2 separate regions of the Homo sapiens genome follow, and region 1 is linked to region 2. A link is a loop called in an ENCODE intact Hi-C map of the cell type or tissue named here. Cell type or tissue: spleen. All regions are shown on one strand. Each heading gives the region's core, and the rest is flanking DNA. Links, peaks and the distances in the headings are about the cores only. Region 1 holds the start of XIST (X inactive specific transcript). Region 2 overlaps JPX (JPX transcript, XIST activator).

The links. Peaks named below come from ENCODE experiments on the same cell type or tissue, not always from the same donor. Only the 100,000 strongest peaks of a DNase experiment are listed, where the experiment ranks them.
Region 1: a loop joins it to region 2, with 7 times the contacts of the local background. A loop is called at or near these places in 91 of 110 quality-filtered maps.

The regions. Positions count from the first base shown.
Region 1 is chrX:73,850,868-73,859,214 of GRCh38, reverse strand. XIST (X inactive specific transcript) reads left to right here and starts at 6,501. Exons shown (of 6, transcript NR_001564.3): 1 at 6,501-8,347. RefSeq lists enhancers at 7,282-7,783, 7,647-7,896, 8,327-8,347. In spleen, for the core only: a CTCF peak has its summit at 3,526 (motif pointing left); DNase peaks (open chromatin) are centred at 3,515, 6,468 and 7,794; H3K4me3 peaks cover 1,863 bases; H3K27ac peaks cover 1,822 bases.
Region 2 is chrX:74,012,107-74,020,453 of GRCh38, reverse strand. All of the region lies in intron 3 of JPX (JPX transcript, XIST activator), which reads right to left. Among named protein-coding and RNA genes, the nearest start is that of JPX, 72 kb to the right of the region's middle. In spleen, for the core only: a CTCF peak has its summit at 4,822 (motif pointing right); a DNase peak (open chromatin) is centred at 4,861.

The DNA of each region.
Region 1 (8,347 bases), core at 26-8,025, 160 kb after region 2:
CACTTTGGGAGGCCAAGGTGGGCAGATCCCTTGAGGTTAGGAATTCGATACCAGCCTGGCAAGCATGGTGAAACCCCGTCTCTGCTAAAAATACAAAAATTAGCCAGGCATGGTGGCACACGCCTGTAATCCCAGCTACTCGGGAGGCTGAGGCAGGAGAATCACTTGAACCCGGGAGGCAGTGGTTGTAGTGAGCCGAGATTGTGCCACTGCACTCTGGCCTGGGCTACAGAGTGAGACTCTGCCTCAAACAAAAAACAATCAAACAAAAACCAAATAGCAAACAGATATATGAAAAAGTGCTCAATATCAATAATCATCACAAAAATGCACATCAGGCTGGGTGTGGTGGCTCACACCTATAATCCCAGCACTTTGGGAGGCCAAAGCGGGTGGATCACTTGAGGTCAGGAGTTCAAGACCAGCCTGCCCAATATAGTGAAACATCTTCTCTACTAAAAATACAAAAATTAGCTGGGCATGGTGGTGGGTGCCTGTAATCCCACCCGCTCAGGAGGCTGAGGCAGGAGGATCACTTGAACCCGGGAGGCAGAGGTTGCAATGAGCCGAGATGGCACCACTGCACTTTCTGTAGCCTGGGCAACAGAATGAGACTGTGTCTAAAAACATAAATAAATAAGGCCAGGCGCAGTGGTTCACATCTGTAATCCCAGTGTGATTACAGATCACACTGTGGGAGGCCAAGGCAGGCAGATCACCTGAGCTCAGGAGTTTGAGACCAGCCTGGTCAACATGGTGAACCCCCGTCTCTATTAAAAATATACAAATTAGCTGGGCATGGTGGCAGATGCCTATAATCCAAGCTACTTGGGAGGCTGAGGCATGAGAATTGCTTGAACCCAAGAAGTGGAGGTTGCAGTGAACCGTGATCACACCACTGCACTCCAGCCTTGGCGACAGAGAGAGATTCTGTCTCAAAAAAATAAAAATTAAAAAAAAAAAAGAAAGAAAGAAAAAAAAAAGAAAAATGCAAATCAAAACCACAATGCAATATTGCCTCACACCTGTTAGAATGGCTATTTTCAAGAAGACAAAAGTTAAGGATTGGTGAGGGTGTGGAGAAAAGGGAACATTTATACAGTGTTGGTGGAAATATAAATTAGTTCAACCATCATGGAGGCTTCTGAAAACACTAAAAATACAACTACCTTATGATCCAATAATCCCACTTGTGGGTGTTGTTCAAAGAAATTGAAATCAGTGTGTTGAAGAGACATTTGTCCTCCTATGTTTATTATAGCATTATTCACAATAGTCAAGATATGAAATCAAGGTAAGTCCCCATCAACAGATGAATGTATAAAGAAAATGTGGTATACATACACAATGGAACACTAGTCAGCCTTAAAAAGAAGGAAAATCTGTCATTTGCAACAACATATATGAACCTGGAGGACATTATGCTAAGCCAGGCACAGAAAGATGAATACTATATTATCTCACTTGTATGTGTAATTTTCAAAACTTGAACTTGTAGGGAGTAGACTGGTGGTTAATAATCTGAAGGGAGGGTAAAAATGTGTTGATCAAAGGATAAAAATTTTAGTTAGAGAGAAGGAATAAGTTTTTGAGATATATTGCAGAGCATGATGACAATAGTGATAAGGTATTGTACATTTCAAAAACTGCTAAGTAAATTTTAAGTATTCTCATCACAAAATAAGTATGTGAGCTGAGATATATAGTAATTAGCTTGATTTAATTATTCTACAATGCATGCATATATCAAAATACCACATTTTACTCCATGAATATATACAATTATTTGTGAACTAAAAATACATTTGAAAAAGAACTACTAGAAAAACTAAAAATGAGAAAATAAATAAGCACATTAATTAATTAATTAAAATCCTTGTCTAGTAAGTTTAATGTTGGTACTTTCTCAGGGACCATTTTTTGTTAATTACCTTTTTTTCTATATATTAGCTATAATTTCCTGTTTTTTGTATGCCTTGTAATTTTTTAATAAAAACTGCACAGTTTTAATATTATAATGTGATACCTTGGGAAATAAAATTCCTCCCTCTCCCTAGTGTTTGCTGGTGATTTTTTTTTTTTTTTTTTGAGATGGAGTCTTGCTCTGTCACCAGGCTTGGCGCGGTCTCAGCTCACTGCAACCTCCGCCTTCCGGGTTCAAGCGATTCTCCTGCCTCAGCCTCCCGAGTAGCTGGGATTACAGGCGTGTGCCACCATGTGCAGCTTATTTTTGTATTTATAGTAGAGATGGGGTTTCACCATATTGACCAGGATGGTCTTGATTTCCTGACCTCATGATCTGTCTGCCTCGGCCTCCCAAAGTGCTGGGATTACAGGCATGAGCCACCGCACCCGGCCACTGGTGATGTTTTTAATAGATTGTAATTTTTTTTGAGGTAGCGTTTGCTTTCTCACCCAGTCTGGAGTTCAGTGGGGCAATCACAGCCCACTGTATCCTTGAACTACTGGGCTCAATCAATCCTCCTGCTTCATCCTCCTGAGAAGCTAGAACTACGGGTATGCACCACCACGCCTGGCTAATTTTTATATTTTTTATTTTTGTAGAGACAGAGGTCTCTCTATTTTGCCCAGGCTGATCTCGAACTCCTGGCCTCAAAAGATCCTCCTGCCTTGGCCTCCTAAAGTGCTGAGATTAAAGGTGTGAGCCAACGTACCCAGCCCATTTACAGTATTTTTAATGTTGACGTGAACTATGTATACAATTGTTAAGCATATACTCACTGAGCTTTAATATGTATAACCCCGTGTTCTCTTTTGATAAACTAGAAAACCTTTCCCAACATCCTAATACACTTTTGAAGGATATCATAAATAGTGTGTTTGAGGGCTAGAGGAATGGCCCAAGTACTGTGATGAGGTTCATAGGATTTGGGGCTATTTGGAAGACCCTTACAAGGCATATAGCACAACTTTTCTATCTGTTGATTGTCTCTGTAGCATCCTCACAAAATCCACTATTGGCTTGCAGGTCTTCAGAGACTGGCATTCACCAGTTCTGGAGGTGTTAACTGTTCCATCTTTGGACAGCTCAGAGTATTCAGACGTCTTTATTTATTAGAACTACACACAACAGGACTATTCATCAACTTCCCCCATTGCAGACAGCCCTTTGAGTTGTAAAGAGCCCTTCCCCAGGTCTTTTATTTTCTTTTCCATAATATGTCCTGGTCCCTTTAACTGCTTTTCACTGGTGATGATTTGGAGGGCCCCCACCAGCCTGCTAATTAGATCCTGAAGGCTTTATCAAAGTCCTCTTTAAATGGCATAGCCCTGAAGCCAAGGACAGACTCCTGTTTAGTGGGGGGAGGGGCTCTTCAAATTAGAGGGGGTTGAGCACTTTTCTTTGACCCTTTCTTCTGATACTGACCTTGTATGAATCAGACTTTCCCCCCTTTATATCAGATTCTGGTCCTGCCCTGTATACAACTTTGGCTCCTTTCCTGCAGACAGGCTCAGTGCTTCTTTGGTGATTTTATGCTGCCATCTGGTGGCTAAGTCGACAGTGCCGGCTTTTTTTGGGCCTAATTTAGCAGAGGAGAGGATGTACAGATGAACATAGTGACAATCCTAGAACTGGAATAATCTGAATCTTTAAAAAGAGGACCTGATTTCTTCCTATTGTGTGCCATGTGATTGGGAGCCCAAAGAAGAGGATGCTAACACAGCTATGGCATGGCCACAGAAAATATGCCTGAAATATCCCCATCAGAGCCCAACTCTTACTAGCTAATTGACTTTGAGCAAGTCACTTTTCCTTCTAGTGTCTCAGTTTCCATACTTCTGATCCTAACAGGTTTATAAAATGGAGCCAAGCAGTAGTGAAGGTGAGGCCAGGTCGGGAAGAGGAGGAAGTAAAGTGAATTGAAAGCTAGTGAGGGCAGGGGAGTAAGTAAAACCTGAAGGTGATAAATGGCAGAAGAGGGCAGGACTGCTCTAGGGCAAAGGCCTAGGCAAATATTTTTCAGAAGTTCCTTTTAATGTAAACAGTTTGATTAAAAATATATTACAAATACATGGGCCCATGTGAGGTGTAGTGATTTATCAATGAAAATTTAGAATACCAGGTGGAGAAGAGATGCTTACGTATTTGTTTATTCAACAGTTCACATATCAATTTTTATAATGACCTTGCACCATATCTTCCTTTTTAGGTCCAGAAATCATCTCTTTGTGTTTATTGTCAAATGCACCATTCCTGGCTAATTTCACATCTCCCTCTATGAGAAAAACATAGCAACACTGTACTACTTCCATTTTTGCAATGGCACTCTGGAACCTCTTTGTATTGAAATTATAAATTTCTTGCTTTTGCAGTTTCTTTAGCCTAAGGGTCAACAGTGGATTTAGGTAGGCCACAGCTCTGAACATGTCCTGTGTCCAATGTGAGTGTCACCCCATAACGGCACATCAGCACCATTTTGCATGCCTAGCCTTAAGAGTTACCATTTAAAAAACTCCAATGACAACCAATGAGAGTGATCTGCTAGCGTGGCTGCCCACCTGGAACCAGGGCCTGGTCACAGAAACCCAGGACAACCAGTTTATAAATTGTCTTTTTGCCTTTTTATTTGAAAAGGTATTTTTGTGAAACAAAAGGTTTTAATTTCAGAGTCAAATTTATCAATCTTTTATATTTGATGCTACTTGAGTCTTTAGAAAATTTTTCCCCAACTAAATTTCTTTTTTCTTTTTTTGAGATGGAGTCTTGCTCTGTCGCCCGGGCTGGAGTGCAGTGGCACCATCTCGGTTCACTGCAACCTCCGCCTCCTGGATTCAAGTGATTCTCCTGCCTCAGCCTCCCAAGTAGCTGGGATTATAGGTGCCTGCCACCATGCCCGGCTAATTTTTGTATTTATAGTAGAGACGGGGTTTCGCTATGTTGGCCAGGCTGGTCTCAAACTCCTCACCTCAGGTGATCCAGCCACCTCGGCCTCCCAAAGTGCTGGGATTACAAGCATGAGCCACCGCGCCCGGCCAACCAAATTTCTTAAAAGTATAGAACATTTCCACACTTGTAGAAACTTCTAGTAGATAAAGTTGTATTAGAGGTTTGGTAATCCAGTCTTTCTGATAGCTGCTTCATAGGTGTCACTGTAGGTAGTTTCTCTCTTTGTTAAGCATTGTTTTCTCAAAGGTACCATTGTATTGCACCACTTTACAATACAATAACCCTCATTTGGAATGACAAGTCAGATTACTTTTTTTGTTTGATCCAAGGACACTTAGAAGATGGAAGGTATTTCTTAAGGAAGAAAATTTGCATACTTTATTATTTTTCTGGAAACTGAAGAGCAAGCTTACCTGATAGATTTGGGTCGATAGTTACACTTTCCAGTTCAGCCAGTGGGAGGGTAATGTATCCTTTGACTTTCTAGAAGTTGCTCTATAATACTTAAGTTGCCATTGTCTCCCTTCTGGTTCTCTGTTGTTTCTCGAATGACATAGAAGAGTTTATGAGATTAATTGCTTCCTACTGAAATAGCCAGGTTTCTGAGGGCAGCTTTGGCTTTTATATGAGCTTTTTCTTCCTACCACTTATCAGTTACTGACAGAGGGTCAACTTCACTACTGTGTCATATGGTTGGTCCAATGTTGGGTTCCTCAGATTCATGGAGGAAATAGGAAAATAGTAAAGATTAAGGAGTCATAGTTAAAAAATTACAAACAGGTCACAAACAGTACTCTTTCTTGATTATTTAGGAACCAAATAGCCATTCTATGAAATGTCTTTCTTTCCTTTTTCTCTCTTGCTCACCAATTGACTCGTAAGCACTTCCGTTCTCTTATGGTTGGGAGCCATACAAGGTAGAGTGTTGGAGTAAAAACTACATTGACTCTGAATCATGGTGTGTGACCTCGGGCACATGATGTAACCTCTATAGGACTCTATTTTAATGTATAAAACAGGAATAATCCTTTATTATTATCTATGCAATACATATTCCATTATCTATTACATGGGATAATGGAATGGGAAGTCCCTTGAAGATGGTACTAACCTCAATGTATTACTCCTTTCTAGCTTCTTTGGTTCAAAAGTTTGGTGGAGGAGTTACAAATTCTGGTTTGAATGATATATTTGGATACTTTATCAACACATCAAAGCTCTACCTATCCCTTCCCCCATTCTCAAAACCAAGCTGAATTAACATCTTTACATTTATTATGCAGTTTATGGAGGATTTTAGCATTAATTATTGCTTGATTTACTCAATGTCCCCATGTTATAGATGAGAACTGGAAAACCCATTGAAGTTGTGACTCCTGGTCTAGAAATGAAGTCTACTTCCAGTTAATGTTCTTTCTGGTATGTCTTTGCTTTCTTGAAATTTCCCTTTTTTGTCCTTACTGGGTAAATTTTGAACCAACCAAATCACAAAGATGTCCGGCTTTCAATCTTCTAGGCCACGCCTCTTATGCTCTCTCCGCCCTCAGCCCCCCCTTCAGTTCTTAAAGCGCTGCAATTCGCTGCTGCAGCCATATTTCTTACTCTCTCGGGGCTGGAAGCTTCCTGACTGAAGATCTCTCTGCACTTGGGGTTCTTTCTAGAACATTTTCTAGTCCCCCAACACCCTTTATGGCGTATTTCTTTAAAAAAATCACCTAAATTCCATAAAATATTTTTTTAAATTCTATACTTTCTCCTAGTGTCTTCTTGACACGTCCTCCATATTTTTTTAAAGAAAGTATTTGGAATATTTTGAGGCAATTTTTAATATTTAAGGAATTTTTCTTTGGAATCATTTTTGGTTGACATCTCTGTTTTTTGTGGATCAGTTTTTTACTCTTCCACTCTCTTTTCTATATTTTGCCCATCGGGGCTGCGGATACCTGGTTTTATTATTTTTTCTTTGCCCAACGGGGCCGTGGATACCTGCCTTTTAATTCTTTTTTATTCGCCCATCGGGGCCGCGGATACCTGCTTTTTATTTTTTTTTCCTTAGCCCATCGGGGTATCGGATACCTGCTGATTCCCTTCCCCTCTGAACCCCCAACACTCTGGCCCATCGGGGTGACGGATATCTGCTTTTTAAAAATTTTCTTTTTTTGGCCCATCGGGGCTTCGGATACCTGCTTTTTTTTTTTTTATTTTTCCTTGCCCATCGGGGCCTCGGATACCTGCTTTAATTTTTGTTTTTCTGGCCCATCGGGGCCGCGGATACCTGCTTTGATTTTTTTTTTTCATCGCCCATCGGTGCTTTTTATGGATGAAAAAATGTTGGTTTTGTGGGTTGTTGCACTCTCTGGAATATCTACACTTTTTTTTGCTGCTGATCATTTGGTGGTGTGTGAGTGTACCTACCGCTTTGGCAGAGAATGACTCTGCAGTTAAGCTAAGGGCGTGTTCAGATTGTGGAGGAAAAGTGGCCGCCATTTTAGACTTGCCGCATAACTCGGCTTAGGGCTAGTCGTTTGTGCTAAGTTAAACTAGGGAGGCAAGATGGATGATAGCAGGTCAGGCAGAGGAAGTCATGTGCATTGCATGAGCTAAACCTATCTGAATGAATTGATTTGGGGCTTGTTAGGAGCTTTGCGTGATTGTTGTATCGGGAGGCAGTAAGAATCATCTTTTATCAGTACAAGGGACTAGTTAAAAATGGAAGGTTAGGAAAGACTAAGGTGCAGGGCTTAAAATGGCGATTTTGACATTGCGGCATTGCTCAGCATGGCGGGCTGTGCTTTGTTAGGTTGTCCAAAATGGCGGATCCAGTTCTGTCGCAGTGTTCAAGTGGCGGGAAGGCCACATCATGATGGGCGAGGCTTTGTTAAGTGGTTAGCATGGTGGTGGACATGTGCGGTCACACAGGAAAAGATGGCGGCTGAAGGTCTTGCCGCAGTGTAAAACATGGCGGGCCTCTTTGTCTTTGCTGTGTGCTTTTCGTGTTGGGTTTTGCCGCAGGGACAATATGGCAGGCGTTGTCATATGTATATCATGGCTTTTGTCACGTGGACATCATGGCGGGCTTGCCGCATTGTTAAAGATGGCGGGTTTTGCCGCCTAGTGCCACGCAGAGCGGGAGAAAAGGTGGGATGGACAGTGCTGGATTGCTGCATAACCCAACCAATTAGAAATGGGGGTGGAATTGATCACAGCCAATTAGAGCAGAAGATGGAATTAGACTGATGACACACTGTCCAGCTACTCAGCGAAGACCTGGGTGAATTAGCATGGCACTTCGCAGCTGTCTTTAGCCAGTCAGGAGAAAGAAGTGGAGGGGCCACGTGTATGTCTCCCAGTGGGCGGTACACCAGGTGTTTTCAAGGTCTTTTCAAGGACATTTAGCCTTTCCACCTCTGTCCCCTCTTATTTGTCCCCTCCTGTCCA
Region 2 (8,347 bases), core at 250-8,249:
CTTTTATGAACGCGCATGATCCTGTGTTCAGTGCATATATAGTTAGCTCTTGTTGAGTTGAACTCTTCATGATTATATCTTTCTCTGTCCTTATTGACAATTGCTGTTTTAAAGTCTATTTTCTATGAAGTTAGAATAGCAATCTGTCCCTCCTCCTTTTTTCTGTTTGCTTGGTAGAATTTTCTCCATCCCTTTACCTTGAGTCAATGGGTGCCATTACTTCTGAAATGGGTTTCAGGAAGACAGCATACAGTTCGGTCTTTTTTATCCAACTTGCCTCTTTTTATCATTTATTAGGACAGTAGTCTATTTAATTTCAAACGTAACACTGATATGTTTATATTTGATTCTGTATTACTATTAGCTGGTTGCTGGTTAATTGTGCATTTGGTTTATAGTGTCAGTGGTCTGTGTACTTAAATGTGTTTTTTTGGTGGCCAATAATGGTCATTCCTTTTCATATTGAGCACTCAGTTAAGGACCTCTGGTAAGGCAGGTCTGGTGGTAATGAAATGCCTTGGCACTTCCTTGCCTGTAAAGGATCTTATTTCTCCTTCACCTATAAAGCTTAATTTGGCTGAATATGAAATTACTGGTTGGAATCACTTCATATTAAAAACGCCGAATATAGGTATCCATATCTTCTGGCTTCTAGGGATTCTGCTGAAAGGTATGCCGTTAGCCTGATGGGCTTCCCTTTGTAGTTTACCCGGCCCTTCTCTATAGTTGTTTTGGACATTTTCTTTCATTTCAATCTGATAACTGTCTGGGGGACAGTATTTTGCAGTGTTCTCAGAATTTCCTGAATTTGAATTTTGGCCTCTCTAGCAAGGTTGCAGAAAAACTGATGGACAATAAACTAAAAAGTTGCTTGCTTTCTTTGCCTCTTTCAGGAATGTCAGTGACTCATAGATTTGAATGCCATATTTCATAGAGATTTTGTTTAGTTTTTAAATTTTTTAAAATATTTGTCTGACAGCTAATTCAACTAAATAGTCTTAGAGCTGAGATTCTCCTTAGCTTCATCTATGCTGTTAATACTCCCAATTACATTATGTAATTATGTAGTGTGCTTTTCAGCTCTACCAGATTTTAAAATGGCCATTTCAGTTTTCAACATCTGTATTGTTTTATTGTGTTCCTTAAATTCCTTAGATTAGGTTTCAACTTTCTCCTGAATCTCAATGATCTTCATTCATACCCATATTCTTTACCCTGTGTCATTTAACCCATCTCAGCCTGGTTAAGAACCTCTCCCAGAAAGCTAGTGTGGCCCTTTGGAAGTTAGAAGACACTATGGCTTTTCAAACTGCCAGAGTTCTTGCAATACTTCTTTCTCATGTATGTGGACTAATATTCTTTCCATCTTTGAAGATGCTGTGCTTTGTATGATGTTTTTCTTTAATCTTCTTCAATGCCCTTGGGTTTTGATTGAGGTGTAAAGTGGGTTCAGTTGACTGGCTTCATTTCTGGAAGATTTTAGGGGGCCAAGGCTCACCTCAGGATTCCTGGGCTGCATGCTCTAACTCTGGGGAAGCAGGGTCAAGAAAGGACGCTGTGTTCTCTGGTCCCTCAAGGTTAGAAACATGCCGAACTGGAGGGGCGGATGTGTTCCTGTTACGCTGCCCACAGTTTTCAAATAGGGGGTGGTAGCCATACTATTTCATTGGGTTGGTGGCAGTGGGATCCAGGCTCACTTGCTCGTGCCAGTAGCCTCAACAGCATGGAAGAGTGTACATGTGTCAGATGGGGAGGGACACTGGAAGAGTAGGGTTTAACATCGTCCATGCTAGAACTCATGCCACTGGCTGCAAATATGAGGCCCTAGAGGAGGCTAGTTGCTGCCACCCATGTGCACATTTGCACTTGGGGCAGAATGGTAGGTGTGGAGTTGCTGGTGCCCATTCGCACCAGTAACAACAAACAAGGGGCGAGGTTACCGTTGTTCATGCACACGATTGCACGAGTGATGGCCCAGCAGGAGCGGGATTACAAACACCTATAAATACATTTGTGCTGGCAGCACTCACTCAACCTGTGGAGCCTGGGCTGTTGGAGCTCTCTGATAGGCCAAGTTTAGTTTCAATACATGGATTTCTGGTTTGTAGATGTTACATTGGTGTATGTATATGTATGCAAGTCACATTCGGTTTTGGTTAGTGTTACGTTGTCATATAATTTTAAGTCAGGTAATGTGATGACTCCAGCTTTGTTCTTTTGGCTCAGGATTACTGTGTCTATTCTTCGTCTTGTTCCTATTTCTGTGAAAAAATAACACTGGCATTTTGAAACTATAGATTGCTATATGTAGTATGGGTTTTTAACAATATAACTTCTCCCGCTAAATGAACATGCAGTATCTTTTCATTTACTAGTGTCCTCTTCAATTTCTATCAATGACTCATAGTTTTCCTTGTAGATACATTTTACTTGATTGGTTAAGTTTCTTCCTATATATTTTATTTGTATCTGTTGGGATATTTATAATTCTCCCTTTCTAATATGAATGCCCTTATTTGTTTCTCTTTTATACTTGCTCTGACTAGAACTCCCAGTAACATGGTGAACTAAAGTGCTGAACATGGGCATTTTTAATGTCTTCCAAATCTAGCAGTATGCTTGTCAGTTTTCCTTGCTCACAAGGACAGTGTAAGTTCAACTGCCAGTCTGTTGAGATATCTTAACTCTATACCCAATTTTGAGATAATTTTTAATAAAATATTTAATTTATAAAATACTTTTTGGACATCCATTACAACATTATGGTTGTTGACTTTGTTATACGACATAAAACTAATTGATTTGCATAGCTTGAACAATCCATGCATTCCTAAGATTAATCCACCTTGATAAGTATGAATTATATTTTTAGTGTGTTGTTGAATACAGTTTACTAGCATTTTCTTCTGGATTGTTCCATCTGTGTGAATCAGACATATTTGTCTTCTGGGGTTTATTGTTGTTTGGGGGTTTTTAGACCTTTTCCTTTAGTTATCGGGGAAACACTGGCCTTGTAGAATGAAACTGAAAGTGTTTGCTCCTTTTCCATTCTTTCAAATTTTGCTTAGTTGGTCCTCTCGTCCATTCTTCTTTCCTCCCTGTATTCCATTAACTAATTTTTTTCTGATAGTATATTTTAATTCCTTGCTTTTATTTTCTGAGGTTTTTGCATGGTTGTTGTCATGCGGCTTGCAAAAACCATCATATAACCAATAATTTTAAATTAATGACAAGGTATCTGTAGTCACAAGGAATGACAAGCAAAGAGAAAACCAAAGAACTCCACACTTAATCTCCACCCTACATGCTATGATCTTATCTTTGTTATGTTTATCTATCTCTAATATTTTTGTAGTTATAATTTTAATAGAATTACCTTTTAGTCTTCTTCCTGCTAAAAATATGTTTACATACCACAATCACAGTATTATTCTATATTTATGTACCTCCTTTTTCTATGAGTTGTAAACATTCGGATGTTTTCTTTTTGCTCATTAATGTCCTTTCAGACTGAATTACTCTTTCTAGCATTTAAGACAAGTCTGATGTTGACAAAAATTCCTCAGCTGTTGTGTGTCTGGTAAAGTATTTATTTTTCAAGTTTGAAGAATATTTTGCTGAATTTGATATTCTGATTTGGCAGGTTATTTCCTTCAGCACTAAATATGTCATCATACTCCCTCCTAGCCTGTAAACTCTTCACTACCGGATGTATCAGAGCTCATTTATACATTATTTGCTTGTTTTCTTGCAGCTTTTAGGACCATTTAAATTTTTCTCTACCTCTGAACATTTGATTGTTACATTCCTTGGCAAAGCCTTATTTTGGTTGAATCTGCTTGTTTTTGTTTTTTACTGTCTTCTACCTGGGTAATCACATCTGGATATACACATACATAGCTCACTGCAACCTCTGCCTCCCTGGTTCAAGCAATTTTCGTGCCTCAGCCTCCCAAGTAGCTGGGACTACAGGCGTGAGCCACCACGCCCAGCTAACTTTTGTATTTTTAGTAGAGACGTGGGTTTCACCATGTTGGGCAGGCTCGTCTCGAACTCCCGACCTCAGGTGATCCACCCACCTCGGCCTCCCAAAGCGCTGGGATTACAGGCGTGAGCCACCATGCCCGGCCTACTTCTCTAAACTTTCAACTCCAAACTCTCCCTCTTTAAGAATGGTAACTCTGAGGTTTGTGCTTTCAAGATTATTTTCTTCACCTTGTACGCATGCTTCATACTTTTTTGTTCTTTTTGCTTCTTTCTGCACTCACTGTGCATTTTCATATAGCCTGTCTTTAATAATACTGATTCTTGTTCTGCTGGATCAGTGCTGCTGTTGAGACCTTCTGGTGCATTTGTCCATTCAGTCATTATTTCTCAGTTCCAGTATTTCAGTTTGGTTATCTATTGTTTCAGTATTTGTTACATTTAATAAATTACTGAATTGCTTTCCTGCATTATCATGGTGTTTGCTATTTTCCCAAAACGTTTCTCCTGAATTCTTACCCTGACATCACACACATCACCATCTCATTAGGGTCGGTCAGTGGCTACTTCCTTTGTATATTTTAGATCATAGTTCCTAGCTATTTTGAGTTTCCTGTATGAGAGGCAACATAACTACATCGCTCCAAAACTAGATCCCATAGTCCTTTTGGAGATGTCATGTCTCCTGGATGGTCTTATGCTTGTGGAAGTTCTCCAGTGTCCAGGCATTTAAGAGTTAGGTATTTATTCCAATCTTTGTAGTCTGCTACTTCGTAGCTGCCCTTCTTCACAGGGCGTCCCAAAAATTAAATGTGATTGTGTTGTTTTATCTAAGAATGTGGTCACTGCAACCATTTCATCACTAGAGGGCGCCCTAGGACCAGGAACACAGCCAGGCTTAAAGCCTGGCACATACACAGCACTGGTGGACTTGGGGAATACCAGGGTAGAACTGCCTGGGTTACTAGGCAAATTATCCCACTGTCTTCTATTTCGTTCCCCCAGTTGGAATAAGCCTCTGTGTACTCAGGTGACAAGAGTTGAGGAAGGGTTACTAAAGTCCCCTACTATTACTGTATTGCAGTTTCTCTCGCTTTAGGTCGCTTACAGTTTGCTTTATATATTTTGGTGTTCTGCTGCAGGATGCATACATATTTACGATTTTTATACCCTCTTCCTGAATTGACCCTTCATAAGTATTTACTACATAATACTTTTTTGTCTCTATTCACACCTTTTCACCTAATAAATATTAAGTGAAAATTTTCTGTTATCTGATACAAATACAGCTGCTATTTATTGGTTTCCATTTGAAAACTTTTTGCATCCCTTCACTTTTAGTCAATGTGTATATGTAAGTTAATTTTTTACATGCAGCATATAGTTGGGACTGACTATTGTTATTATTTTGAGACAGAATTTCGCTCGTTGCCCAGGCTGAAGTGCAATGGCGTGATCTTGGCTCACTGCAACCTCCGCCTCCCGGGTTCAAGCTGTTCTCCTGTCTCAGCCTCCCGAGTAGCTGAGATTACATGCGCATGCCACCAAGCCCGGCTAATTTTTTTGTATTATTTTTAGTAGAGACGCGGTTTCATCATATTGGTCAGGCTAGTCTCCTGACCTCAGGTGATCCGCCCACCTAGGCCTCCCAAAGTGCTGGGATTACAGGCGTAAGCCACCACACCCAGCCGATTTTTTAAAATATCCACTGAGCCACTCTCTGTTCTTTTTAGGGGGATCCTAGATAATACCTATCAATATTATTATTGATAGGTAAGAAATCACTATTGACATTTTGATTGGTACTTTTTTGTCGTTTTCCAAATTATTTCTTTCTTCCTTCTCCCATTGTGGTTAAGTGACTTTCTTTGGTAGTATCTCATAGATAAAAGTATTTTTAAACCGATAATAATTTTCATCATAAGGAATATAAACAGCCAATCAATTTTATGCTTTAATTCAATTCCCCCACATTTTGACTTTCTCATGTCTATTTTTAAATTGGCTATATTTTATGATGCTGCTATAGTTACTTTTCATAGACTTGCATCTTACTCCTCGTATTATGGATATAAGAGGCTTACACAAAACAAGCGTATTAATTTATTCTGCATTTGCCTATGTATTTGCATTGGCCACTGAGTTTTGTAATGTCAAACTTTTTCTCTTTGGACGTTAGCATAATTTTCTTCAGGATAAAGAACTTAGCATTTCTTGAATGACGAGTCTAGTGATGAATTCTCACCATGTTTCCTTTTCTTTTTGTAAACGATGTTATCTCTCAATCTTTCAAGGAAATCTTTTGTGGGTACAGTATTGTTGGTTAACTTTTTTCCTTTAGCACTTTATGTCACTTCACTCCCTCCTGGTATGTACAATTTCTGATCAGAAGTCTGTTAACAAACAAATTGGAAGTATATAATGTTATTTGCTTTTCTCTTGCTGTTTTCAGTGTCCTTTCTCTTTGTAGTATGTTTTTGAGATGATTATATATATATATATATATATATATATACACACACACACACCTTGGGGTATTCTTAATTAAACTGAATCTATTTGGTCTTTAACGTTGTTGTACCTGAAAAGTACTTTCCTCTACATTTGGAATGTATTGTTATTTCATTGAATAAGCTTTACTGCCCTTGCTATTCCAAAACTACCACTTGAACACCAATGATTATTTAATTTGCTGTTTGGACGTTATTCTCTATATCCTGTAGCTATTCTCTAGGCCTTTTCTATTTCTTTAATCTCTACAGATTCTCCAATACCCTATCTTTAAGATCACTGTTTTTTTATGCTTGATCCATTCTGCTAATGACATCCTCTAATAATTATTTCAGTTGAAACAATTATTTCTCATTTGCAATATTTGTTTGGTGTATTATTTCAATCTCTTCAAGTTTCTAATACATTCTTGGATTCCTTTTCTGCATTATCTTGGGTTTTGCTACATTTCCTTAAAATTGCATTTATGAATTCTTGATTCTAGAGTTCAAACATTACCATCTCATTAGGGATGGCAACTGGCTCCATGCTTTCTCTGTTCAGGGTAGTCATGGTTATTGGCTTGCTGCTGTTTCTTGTAGACGTATGCCTACAGTTTCACATTGAACAATTAATTATATATTTATTCCAGTCTCAGCTGTCTAGCTTTTTTTGGTCTTCCTAGAGTATATTTTCTTAGATATTATTATTTGTAGTTCCCTGTCAAGACTACTTAATCCGTGAGTGCTGCCTGTTTTAGATTTGACTCAGCTCTCACAAACATTTGGAGCATTGCCCATCCCATATAGGGGTCCCAAAGTCAATCCTCTGGCTGTGCAGGAAGGTTGGATAGGCATTTGTGCAAAGAACTATGAACTCTGCCTACTACATTATAGTGCTGCTGAACAGCCACTCTGACTTGGCATCTATGTTGTCTGACGTAAAGAAAATTTTCAGGCTGGAGTTGTGAATCTCAACTGGCCCAATTGTCTTTCACTGCCATCATGGGATTTTCTTTCTACAAGCACACACAATACTTCCCATGTTTTAAGCTATTAACAGCTTTTCAACAAGAGAAGCCAAGATGGTGAAGAAGCTGTGTGCCAAAATCTCACATTTATCCCATGTTGAACTGGTGAATGTCGATAAAATTTTCCACACATGATGGCAGGCACATAGGAGTCTCATAAATACAGAAGAAGCCTTTTATCATCTGCTCCAAGTTTTTCACTTCTCTGTAGTCTGAGGAAATGTCTCAGCCTCGGATTTCAGTTCTGGGATATAACTTGTGATAATATTGGTGCTGGATATATTACTGAGGTTCTATGGGGGTGAGTAAAACCAGAGTGTTTTTACTCTGAGATTTTGGTGACCCATTATGTTCTTGATGTCACACCTTACATATATTTATATCACATATGGCTAAACAAATTGTTGTAATTATTAATAGTTTTGTAGATGGACATCATGGCAGGTGCCCATAATACCGTCTAATCAGAAGGCTGAGGGGGGAAAATTGCTTGAGCCCAGAAGTTTCAGACCAGCCTGAGCAACATAGCAACAGCCATCTCATTAAAAAAGTTTTGTGTATTAACCTTAACAATAAAGATATACGTTATTTGTACACCACCATTACAGTATACCAGTACTGTGAATTTGAGTTACTTACCTTTTACCAGTCAGTTTTATACATTCATGTTTTTGTGTTATGCATGAGCTGCTTCTTTCAATTTGAAGAATTCCCTATAACATTTCACTTGTTTTAATGAATAATGAGATAAAAAAGGTTAAGTCTTCAATATCTGTGGATCCGTTAATATTTTCAGTTTATTTTCCAGATATATTAAAATTCTGTATAGTTCCATCCAAATAT